2 separate regions of the Homo sapiens genome follow, and region 2 is linked to region 1. A link is an interaction called in ENCODE POLR2A ChIA-PET data of the cell type or tissue named here. Cell type or tissue: OCI-LY7. All regions are shown on one strand. Each heading gives the region's core, and the rest is flanking DNA. Links, peaks and the distances in the headings are about the cores only.

The links. ChIA-PET counts read pairs that join two places held together with the same protein. Peaks named below come from ENCODE experiments on the same cell type or tissue, not always from the same donor. Only the 100,000 strongest peaks of a DNase experiment are listed, where the experiment ranks them.
Region 2: POLR2A ChIA-PET joins it to region 1 with 7 read pairs; 8 of 35 experiments call an interaction of 5 or more read pairs at or near these places.

Annotation. Positions count from the first base shown.
Region 1 is chr12:95,550,499-95,556,035 of GRCh38, reverse strand. It overlaps USP44 (ubiquitin specific peptidase 44), which reads left to right and starts at 4,560. Exons shown (of 6, transcript NM_032147.5): 1 at 4,560-4,764. In OCI-LY7, for the core only: no CTCF peak of the experiment used is centred there; no DNase peak of the experiment used is centred there; H3K4me3 peaks cover 312 bases.
Region 2 is chr12:95,208,744-95,214,280 of GRCh38, reverse strand. FGD6 (FYVE, RhoGEF and PH domain containing 6) reads left to right here. Exons shown (of 21, transcript NM_018351.4): 2 at 3,014-5,438. Among named protein-coding and RNA genes, the nearest start is that of FGD6, 6.0 kb to the left of the region's middle. RefSeq lists an enhancer at 232-311 and a silencer at 5,334-5,537. In OCI-LY7, for the core only: no CTCF peak of the experiment used is centred there; no DNase peak of the experiment used is centred there.

The DNA of each region.
Region 1 (5,537 bases), core at 815-4,814:
TTCGCCAGGTTGGCCAGGCTTGTCTGGAACTCCTGACCTCAGGTGATCCACCTTCCTCAGCCTCCCAAAGTGCTGGGATTACAGGCGTGAGCCACTGCACCCGGCTCTTTTATCTTAAATTTAATACAATGTTATGGGCATAAGCAAATAAATGTTTAAGTCATCCTTTATTACTACCATTGATTTTTAAGAAGAGATTATTTCATAGGCATTTAATGGTAAATTTATATAAATTTCCTTCTGTGATCATTCCTGTGGCATTTTGGAGTTTTCATCCAAACAGACAAAATAAAACTTTATACTTGTGAAAAACATCCCATTACATGTCATATTTCAAGCTTTTTTTCCCCCCCCTACAATGCTTGGCTCATCCTTCATTATTTTTCTAAAGATTAGGAGCCGCATATTTAGGACATTTAAAAAAATCCAAGGACCAGACACAGTGGCTCACACCTATAATTCCAGCACTTTGGGAGGCCGAGGCGGGTGAATCACCTGAGGTCAGGAGTTTGCGACCAGTCTGGCCAACATGGTGAAACCCCGTCTCTACTAAAAATAAAAAAATTAGCCGGGTGTGGTGGCAGGTGCCTGTAATCTCAGCTACTCAGGAGGCTGAGGCAGGAGAATCACGTGAACCCAGGAGGCGAAGGTTGCAGTGAGCCGAGATTGTGTCATTGCACTCCAGCCTGGGTGACAAGAGTGAGACTCCATCTCAAAAAACATCCAAGAAATTAATATCAAGTATTCATTATGCTTAATTCTTTAAACACTAATTTCAAAACCAAAAATAAAATGAAATAGATAGGGACTATCTAACTTACACACAACCTCCCTTCCCCCAAAGAGTTTCCCTCAGAAATGTGGTTTTCAAGGCTGGGTGCAGTGGCTCACACCTGTAATCCCAGCACTTTGGGAAGTCCAGGTGGGTGGATCATTTGAGCTCAAGAGTCCAAGACCAGCCTGGACAACATAGTGAAACCCCATCTCTACAAAAAATACAAAAATTAGCTGGGTGTAGTGGCATGTGCCTGTAGTCCCAGCTACTTGGGAGGCACAGGTGTGAGGATTGCTTGAGCCTGGTAGGTCAAGGCTGCAGTGAGCTGAGATCACGCCACTGCACTCCTGGGTGGCAGGAAAAAAAATGTGGTTTTTCTAGGAGTTAATCACTGGTTAGCTAAGGAAAAGAGGCTTACAAACACTATTTACAGATGACTAAATCAATGATTGCTACCACGAGGTACCTTGGCCTAAAAAGAAGCAACCTTAAGATGGCAGAGAAAAGCAGGTTGATCATCCTAGCTCTTACACATGAAGAATTGTTAGCTCTTTTTATTGTATGCATACATCCTGAATAGACAGTTTGTGGTTTCTTTTAAATGATGCAATATCACGTTGTATTAAGGGGGCCTTCTATTTACTTTTCTTATCTTTTACAACCCAGGAGCGACACTGCAGGATTTCAATTTCCAAATGGTTTGGCAAGATGTAAATAATTATACAAATAGCTACAGTTATCCATCTACACTTTCCTCATTCTATTATTTTTTTTTAAAAAAAAGAAATGGGTTTAAAAACATGTATAGAGTATAAAAACAAAACTTGGGTACCCCAATAATCTCTTCCTCATGAAAAGTTACTAGTATCTTTTTGGCATGGTTTACTAAAACTTTAAGAGTTGAAATTTCCACCTGTAGTGCCTTTTCTTTTCTCCCCCTCTCTCCCTCTGCCTTTCCAGATCCTTTCCCTCCCTACTATGAGAGAGGAAGACTAAAATAGTATTGCCATGTTTCTCAGAGTAATAGAATTAATTTTAACCTTTATAGCACTTGTCCTTGAATTGACTATTACTTTAGTACAGAAGTAAAACTTGATTTAAGGGAATACTGCTTATCTATCCTGAGTGAGGTTCTGTATTAATTGCTATAGGGGTTGTAAATATGAACAAAAGTCTGTTTCTGACTTCAAAGAACTTTACAGGGTAATAGTAAACCTAAGAGAGAAATAATGATAAACACACTGACTTTTCTCCTTACAGTTTAGGCAGGTTCCATGGACAAAACCTCATTTGGTCCTTAAAACATTATTGTGAAGAAGATAGGACAGATACTATTTTCCAAACTCTACAAATGAGATAGAAATTTTAAAAATCCTGAAAGGATTGCAAATAACTAGATGGACAAATTGTTATTATAGCTAAATGAGTTCTAATTATATATGTGCATATGAGTATATATATGTGTGTCTGCGTGTATTGTGTGTGTGTGTGTGTGTGTGTATTCTGCTGTCATCACCTCCCATAGCTTATCCTTGGAAAGGAAGTACCTTGGCTTAGCAAAATATCTATCCCACTGATCTGTCACAATGTTTAAAATGTCATTTTAGAAATTCCAAACTCTGGGTGTCTACAGGAGGTAGAACAGTCTGAGAGAGAAATGGAAAAAAAAATACTAAACACTAATAATACAAAGTAGATAACTTTACTTCATAACTGAGCTCCTTAGATAATGACAGGTTGGGGCCAGGCATGGTGGCTCATGCTCGTAACCCCAGCACTTTGGGAGGCCGGGGCACAAGGATTGCTTGAGGCCAGGAGTTTGAGACCAGCCTGGGTAGCATAGGGAGAACCCCCCTCCACCCCCACATCTCTACAAAAAATCAATTAGCAGAAGTTGTGTCGCATGCCTGTGGTCCCAGTTACACAGGAAGCTGAGGTGGGAAGATTGCTTGAGCCTGAGAGGTCAAGGCTGCAGTGAGCCATGATCACGCTACTGCACTCCAGCCTGGTGACAAAACCCTGTCTCCATTTTAAAAATAAATAAAAAGAGAGAATGAAAGGTTGGTGTACCTGTCCTGAACAAAATGGGAAGAGTTTTGATGGGAAGGAAGAGAGACAGACTGCAGTAAAGCCCTGGACACAGCATCCTGAGGATCCCTGTAAAAGTGAGTATAGAGTGGGCCAGGCGTGGTGGCTCACGCCTGTAATCCCAGCACCTGGGGAGGCCGAGGCGGGCAGATCACGAGGTCAGGAGTTGGAGACCAGCCTGACCAACATGGTGAAACCCCGTCTCTACTAAAAATACAAAAATTAACCAGGCGTGGTGGTGCATACCTGTAATCCCAGGTACTCAGGAGGCTGAGGCAGGGGAACTGCTTGAACCCGGGAGGCGGAGGTTGCAGTGAGCCGAGATCACGCCACGGCACTCCAACCTGGGTGACAGAGCGAGACTCTGTCTCAAAAAAAAAAAAAAAAAGAAAAGAAAAGAAAAGAAAAACTGAGTATAGGGTGGAGGTGGAGTGGATGTTTATGTTTAAAAAGGGGGAGAAATGGACTCACTTCACAATTTTGCTTCCATTTATACCTAAACCCTGGGGCTCAGGGTTTCAGTTTCCAGTAGGCCTATGTTGGAAATTCACCTGCAAGGTACAAGTTTCCCTGACAGACCACCAAATAAACAATGGTCTTTTAAAAACAAATCAACTTTGGTACCATCTACTCAGCTGGCATTTACCTTCCTTACCTGCTACCAACCTCATTCTTAGAATTAAAGAAAAAAGGCGAATTCTAAAGCCCCTTCTACTCACTTTCCTCCACTAAGGCCATAGCTTACATCTGCTGCTCTTTTTTCCATACTCCTTTTTTCTCAACTCCTTTCTTTCATATTTGCCAGAAATTTAAGGTCGTTTGGGTTCCTCTCATTTAAAAAGTTCAACTGAAGTGTGTTGCTACACCTTAATCAAAAGTTTATGGCTGAGTTATTTAGCGTTTCTTTACCCACTTCCTCTGCTCAATCCTTCATCTCCTCATAACCATTGAAATGAATGCTATGAATATCTCAATGCTTAGCATGGTGCCAGGCATTTAGGTGTTGAAAAAAATGTTAAGCGAATATTAGTTATTAGGTAAGAGCATTGTCTGTAAAACTCTGAAAAGTCTTAAAAGTGATTCCTAAAATTTCACAAGCTCATAAATTCTTTAGTCTGCAATTATGATTCCTGAAATATTCTTCGATTCATGAAAGACTGGACTAGGAAATTCTAAAAATCGACATAAAGCATAAAAAGCCACTCTGAGGTTTATGAAATTTACAATGTTTTGTCTTCTTTTAATTCATTCGTACTTTTCTCTCAGGATACAAAGGGCAAAACTGTTTGTGTAGTAACTCAGAATTGAGTAGTTACACATCCATTAGGTTTCAGAATCGTTAAAATTTTATCTGGTTTAGGAAACTGCTTACCTTGGAAGGGCAAATTGCCATTTCTCTCCATCTGGGGATCAGGGAAGCAAGGGAAGCCCCCCTAAACATCACTTCCACGCTCCTATATTATGCTAAGGAACTTCTGGTTGATTCATTAGGCATTTCAGCAGTGTTTTTGGCCGGTACTAGGAACTGTGGAGAGGTATAGAAAGGGAGCAAGTGCACAGTCCCGGCCCCCAAAGAGGTTACGATGCAAATAGAAGCAGGCTCAGAACTCGGAACAAAAGCAGTGACTGCATAATAATGCACTGCTGGGGGTGGGGGATGGGGATCTGCACGCCCGGTTTGTGACTTCAGGAAAGCAGTTTCCAGGAGGTGAGAGTTTAAGCCAAACCTGAAAGAGGTTGATTTGTAATGATTTGCAGGGGGGCACTGGAGGCAGCCGCCAGGACTTTTCACTTAGGAGATCAGCATTTGCCCTGATGGAAACTGGGCGATCCTGCAGGGACTGACCTCTGAGTTATCCAAAGGCCGACCTGGGGAAAGACTGATTTTGAGGTTTTAATAGGTAAGTTTGGGGACATCATTGATGAAGGTGGGCAGGGAAGGAGGCTTTTTTCTTTTCTTTTTTTTAATGTTACAGTAAAAAGCTTAGATTCGATGAGACGGGTTAAAAAACAAATAGGAAAATTTAAGGAGAAGAATGACTATGATTGCTATGTAAAAATAAAATTGCAATAGAGAGGTTCTGGAGCTCAGGAAATGAGCTAGAGCATGCTATAATTTAGGCCTAGATAGTGAAGATCATGAATAAAATGGTAGCTGAGGAAATTTCAAAGTTGAATAAGTAGTAATAAGTATGAAGAAAAAGCTAAACTACAAACATCTGCTCTTTAATTACTAACACTAGTAATGAGAATTTGTCTCCAGCCTCTTCCCTTCCCACTCCGCACCTCTTCCTAGCTTACATCATTGTATTAAGGCATTTTATTGAAGACACTATTCAGCACTCTCCACCTATGCCTTACACAGCTTGCCTTTGCTTTTCTTCCCATTTCACTTTTTCTCTTCATTTATTCACATCATTTTAGTCCTTAAAAGACCCCGCCCAATTACTAGATCAGAGGGAGGCAACTAAGACTCTTCCTATCTCCCAAACGACCTTCCAGAATGGTTTTATGGCATTATAATAGGAAAGCAAGAGTTTTGATTTTTCTATTATTAATATTTTGCTTTCAAGGAATTACAGGAAAAACCATATTGCATGCCAGAAATACTTAAATTTTAAATATTTCATCTTAAGAGATGCCCTCATGTAATGCTTTTAATGCATTTGAGAAA
Region 2 (5,537 bases), core at 867-4,866, 340 kb after region 1:
AATGTGATTATTTTTAAAGAAGAAATTTTCTGTTATGGAGACATATTAAAGAGTATGTGTATGTGGCAGCTGTGATTATTCCCAGGCCCTGTTGTTAGCACTGGGATACATCAGTGAATGAGACAAAGTGCCTGCCCTTCTGGAGCTTGTGTCTTATGCTGAACACAGACAAAGGTGAACTGAAAAAACATCAACGCAGGAGACAGAGGCCACAGTACATGAGGTTCTTCTGAAATGAGTGTCTCAGAAGTTATCATCTCAGATTCCTATGGGCTTTAGAGGCCTGTTCAACTCCCCCATTTATAAGGAAGGAAAGTGAGGCAGCCAGGTCTGTACAAGGCCCACAATTAGGTTAGCCAGCTCCCTGAGTTATGTCTGTGACTTCCTTCAATACACAGTTAACTAACAATGGCAAGCCCAAGTTCACAGTTATTAATTGAATTCAGTGAGTATGCGTTGAGGGTTTTATGTACGTAATAGGACTTTGCTATATTTATTGGGAATCAACTCCAGCACATACGTAGTTAATTGAATTTCTGTGACACTAGAACAGGAATTTATATCTCTTGGAAGCAGATTTGTGTACAAAACGCATTTTTTAAAAAGAGTAAAATTGGTACCAGGGATTTTTTAAAAATGATATTTAAATGACCCTAAAGCTTCTGACAAGGTTCTAAGATACGGAAAGTAAAAGATTAATTTGATGAGAGATGAAGTTTTCTTCCAACTGTGGTAAAATAGCACATAAGATAAATTTACCGTCTTACTCATTTTTAAGTGTATAGTTCAGAAGTGTTAAGTACATTCACATGGTACATCCAATCTCAAGAACTCTTCATTTTACGAAACTATTTTTTTTGTTTTCATGGAGACGGAGTCTTACTGTGTTGCCCAGGCTGGTCTCCAATTCCTGAGCTCAAGCAATCCTCCCACCTTGCCCTCCCAAGGTGCTGGGATTACAGGCATGAGCCACTATGCCAGGCTGCCAAAACTAATTTTTAAAAAATTCTTTGAAAAATCCCAGAGGTAGGATGTTTTGATAATGGTTACAGAAATAAAATCAACTTGACAGTCGTACTGAGTAAGATGGGCCGTTGGGAAGAGGCCTAAGGCATTCATACTTTCTCTTAAGACTTGACTTACTAAATGGAGGGTTTGATTTAATAGACATTTACAACTAGGTTTCTCACTAGGATTTGAAGGGTTTTTCAGTTATTTTCTGCCTAAAAAAAACTCAGACAAAATTAACTATGATGATTGAACAGCTAACTGAAATTATGTAGTATAGGAATTTGCATTATTTTGAAAATAATTTTTTATTGATGATGACATTATACCTAGAAATTGAGTGAGAGGACATGTATCATCATATACATCATATAATCTTTATTGCACACATAGAAGTAGAGATTTAGGGAATTCTTCCTTGGTTGGTAAAAGGAAGTAGAGCACCCTACTCCTCTTTTTTTTAAAAAAACTCAGTTCCGTGTAATAGCTTCCCAAGTGTCGTGACTAATTTCCTTTGTTCAAAAGTAAGTCATCACCAAATGAAATATCAGAGCCCCTGTCTATTCAAGTAATTAAACAACGTCCAGCAGTCCTTTGCAGCAGATATTTTGAAAAGTTTTTTCAGTAAATTAAGTTTTTATTAAGTGTTAGATCCTGTCAAACGAACAAATATAAATGTAAAAGATAAAATATTTTTTATGACATGTCTCCTTGGGGAAATGTGGTCAATAATATGACAGTGTAGGTGGAAGAACATAAAGGAACTTACAGATATACAGGCTTTATTTATCTTTTCGCTTTATAGGTCTGTTGTGTAAAGCTTTTATTAGGTTCCTATAGTATAGGAGCAGATCTGTACCGATGCAGCATTGTATAATAGGTGTTAGTTAAATACCTTATATATAATGTTTAGGAAGAATTGCTACACTAGAAATTGTAGTTATCTTTTAAATGTAGTAGAACAGTGGATGTTAATGAGGGATAAACAACATAACCTGTGGAACTTAAAAGATGTACAGATGTCCAGGATCTATCCCCAGAAACTAACTAGTTCACTCTAGGGTAGGACCTAGACATGTGACTTTTTAAAAAATAGAGCTCCGTGAAGGAATATAATGAAAATTCCCAACCAATAACTCTTGGAGAAAGAAATACCAGGTTTATTATGAGCCTTAAATAATACCAAAGAATTAATTTTCAGTTTTTAAATTTAGAAAATTTCTGATTTCTGTCTTCCTTTTTTAATATTGTTTTGGGGTTCTATCTATCGAGGTAGACAGATCATTGATCATTGATCTGAAGTTTAAAGAGCTGCATCCTACATTTAACTTAGGCAAATTCAACTTTCAGCACTTGGCAAATGAATTGAAGAACAACTATGTGGGTCCCAAACTGAAGTCAATTATCTCATTTTTTGTCAATGAAAGATATGATGGGCTGGGCGCGGTGGCTCACGCCTATAATCCCAGCACTTTGGGAGGCTGAGGTGGGTGGATCACGAGGTCAGGAGTTTGAGACCAGCCTGATCAACATGGTGAAACCCCATCTCTACTAAAAATACAAAACTTAGCCGGATGTGGTGGTGCGCACTTGTAATCCCAGCTACTCAGGAGGCTGAGGCAGGAGAAATACTTGAACCCTGGAAGCAGAGGTTGCAGTGAGCCGAGATCATGTCACTGCACTCCAGCCTGGGCGACAGGGCAAGACTCCGTCTCACAAAAAAAAAAAAAGAAGAAAAAGAAAAAAAGATATGGTAACAGTTCCAAAGCTGGAGAAACAAACTGTATTGGATTTATTTAAAAATGTACAATAGACCCAAAGCTATGTATGGAATTGAAAGACAATTTAAGGAATTTTCAGGAGTAATATTGATACTATATAATGTAACATACTCAGTAAAAGGCAAGGTCATATTGTTAAAAATAAAAAATGCTATCAGATTTAATCATGTATCATTTTGTGCTTTGGTTGTTTTGACATCAAATTATTATTTTTTCCTTTCTAGAGATAAAGAAGCCACCAGTGGCCCCCAAGCCCAAGTTTGTTGTGGCAAATAATAAGCCAGCCCCACCTCCTATTGCACCTAAACCCGACATTGTGATTTCTAGTGTTCCACAGTCGACAAAGAAAATGAAACCAGCAATAGCCCCAAAACCAAAAGTCCTGAAGACCTCACCTGTTCGAGAGATTGGGCAGTCGCCATCAAGGAAAATCATGTTGAACCTGGAAGGGCATAAACAGGAATTAGCTGAAAGCACTGACAACTTTAATTGTAAATATGAAGGCAATCAGAGCAATGATTATATTTCACCAATGTGTTCCTGCAGTTCTGAGTGTATCCATAAGCTGGGCCATAGAGAGAATTTGTGTGTAAAGCAGCTTGTTTTAGAGCCCCTGGAAATGAATGAAAATTTAGAAAACAGTAAAATTGATGAGACTTTGACTATAAAAACTAGGAGTAAATGTGATTTGTATGGTGAAAAAGCCAAGAACCAGGGTGGGGTTGTTTTAAAGGCAAGCGTTTTAGAAGAGGAGCTCAAAGATGCCTTAATACACCAAATGCCACCTTTTATTTCTGCACAGAAGCACAGGCCCACAGACAGCCCAGAAATGAATGGTGGCTGTAATTCAAATGGACAATTCAGAATTGAATTTGCGGATTTGTCACCTTCCCCATCCAGCTTTGAAAAAGTTCCTGATCATCACAGTTGCCACTTACAGCTTCCTAGTGATGAATGTGAACATTTTGAAACTTGCCAGGATGACAGTGAAAAAAGCAATAATTGCTTTCAGTCATCTGAACTAGAGGCTCTGGAAAATGGGAAAAGGAGTACTTTAATATCTTCAGATGGAGTTAGTAAGAAATCAGAAGTCAAAGACCTTGGTCCCTTAGAAATTCATTTAGTACCATATACCCCAAAATTTCCAACTCCCAAGCCCAGAAAGACACGAACTGCTCGTCTGTTACGCCAAAAGTGTGTAGATACTCCTAGTGAAAGCACTGAAGAACCGGGGAATTCAGACAGTAGCTCTTCCTGTCTTACTGAAAATAGTTTGAAAATCAATAAAATCAGTGTTCTGCATCAGAATGTTTTGTGTAAGCAGGAACAGGTGGATAAAATGAAGCTAGGAAATAAAAGTGAATTGAATATGGAATCCAACAGTGATGCACAGGACTTAGTCAATTCACAGAAAGCCATGTGTAATGAAACAACTTCCTTTGAAAAAATGGCACCTTCTTTTGATAAAGACTCTAATTTGAGTTCTGACAGCACAACTGTAGATGGTTCTAGTATGTCGCTTGCTGTGGACGAAGGGACCGGTTTTATAAGATGTACTGTATCTATGAGCCTGCCTAAGCAGCTCAAATTAACTTGCAATGAACATTTGCAATCTGGGAGAAACCTGGGAGTTTCTGCCCCTCAAATGCAAAAGGAATCTGTTATAAAAGAGGAAAATTCTCTACGAATTGTCCCCAAAAAACCTCAAAGACATAGCTTGCCTGCTACAGGAGTGCTTAAAAAGGCTGCCTCCGAGGAGCTTTTGGAAAAAAGTTCTTATCCTTCAAGTGAAGAAAAAAGTTCAGAGAAGAGTCTAGAAAGAAATCACCTTCAGCATTTGTGTGCCCAAAACCGTGGTGTGTCATCCTCCTTTGATATGCCTAAACGGGCTTCAGAAAAGCCAGTGTGGAAGTTACCTCATCCTATTTTACCCTTTTCAGGGAACCCAGAATTCTTAAAGTCTGTCACCGTATCGTCAAACAGTGAGCCTTCAACAGCCCTAACCAAGCCCAGAGCAAAATCGTTATCTGCTATGGATGTGGAAAAGTGCACTAAGCCTTGCAAAGACTCTACAAAGAAAAACTCTTTTAAAAAGTTGCTCAGCATGAAACTGTCCATCTGTTTCATGAAGAGTGACTTTCAAAAATTTTGGTCCAAGAGTAGCCAACTCGGAGACACCACCACAGGCCACCTCTCCAGTGGGGAGCAGAAGGGGATTGAAAGTGATTGGCAAGGCTTGTTGGTAGGAGAGGAGAAGAGAAGTAAACCCATCAAGGCATATTCCACAGAAAACTATAGCCTGGAATCTCAAAAGAAGAGGAAGAAGTCTCGGGGCCAGACCAGTGCAGCTAATGGTCTGAGAGCTGAGTCTTTGGATGACCAAATGCTCTCCCGGGAGTCATCATCTCAGGCACCTTACAAGTCTGTTACAAGCCTCTGTGCACCGGAGTATGAAAATATACGCCATTATGAGGAAATACCAGAGTACGAGAACTTGCCATTTATTATGGCTATACGGAAAACTCAAGAGTTGGAATGGCAGAATTCCAGCAGCATGGAGGACGCTGATGCAAATGTGTATGAGGTAGAAGAGCCGTATGAAGCTCCAGATGGCCAGCTGCAGCTTGGACCCAGACATCAGCATTCCAGGTAACAGGTGCCAGACAGACACTTTTGCATGCATCATTGCAATTAACCTTCAACAGCCTGGTGAGTTAGGAATGCAGGGGGAAAAAAAACACGTGGTTG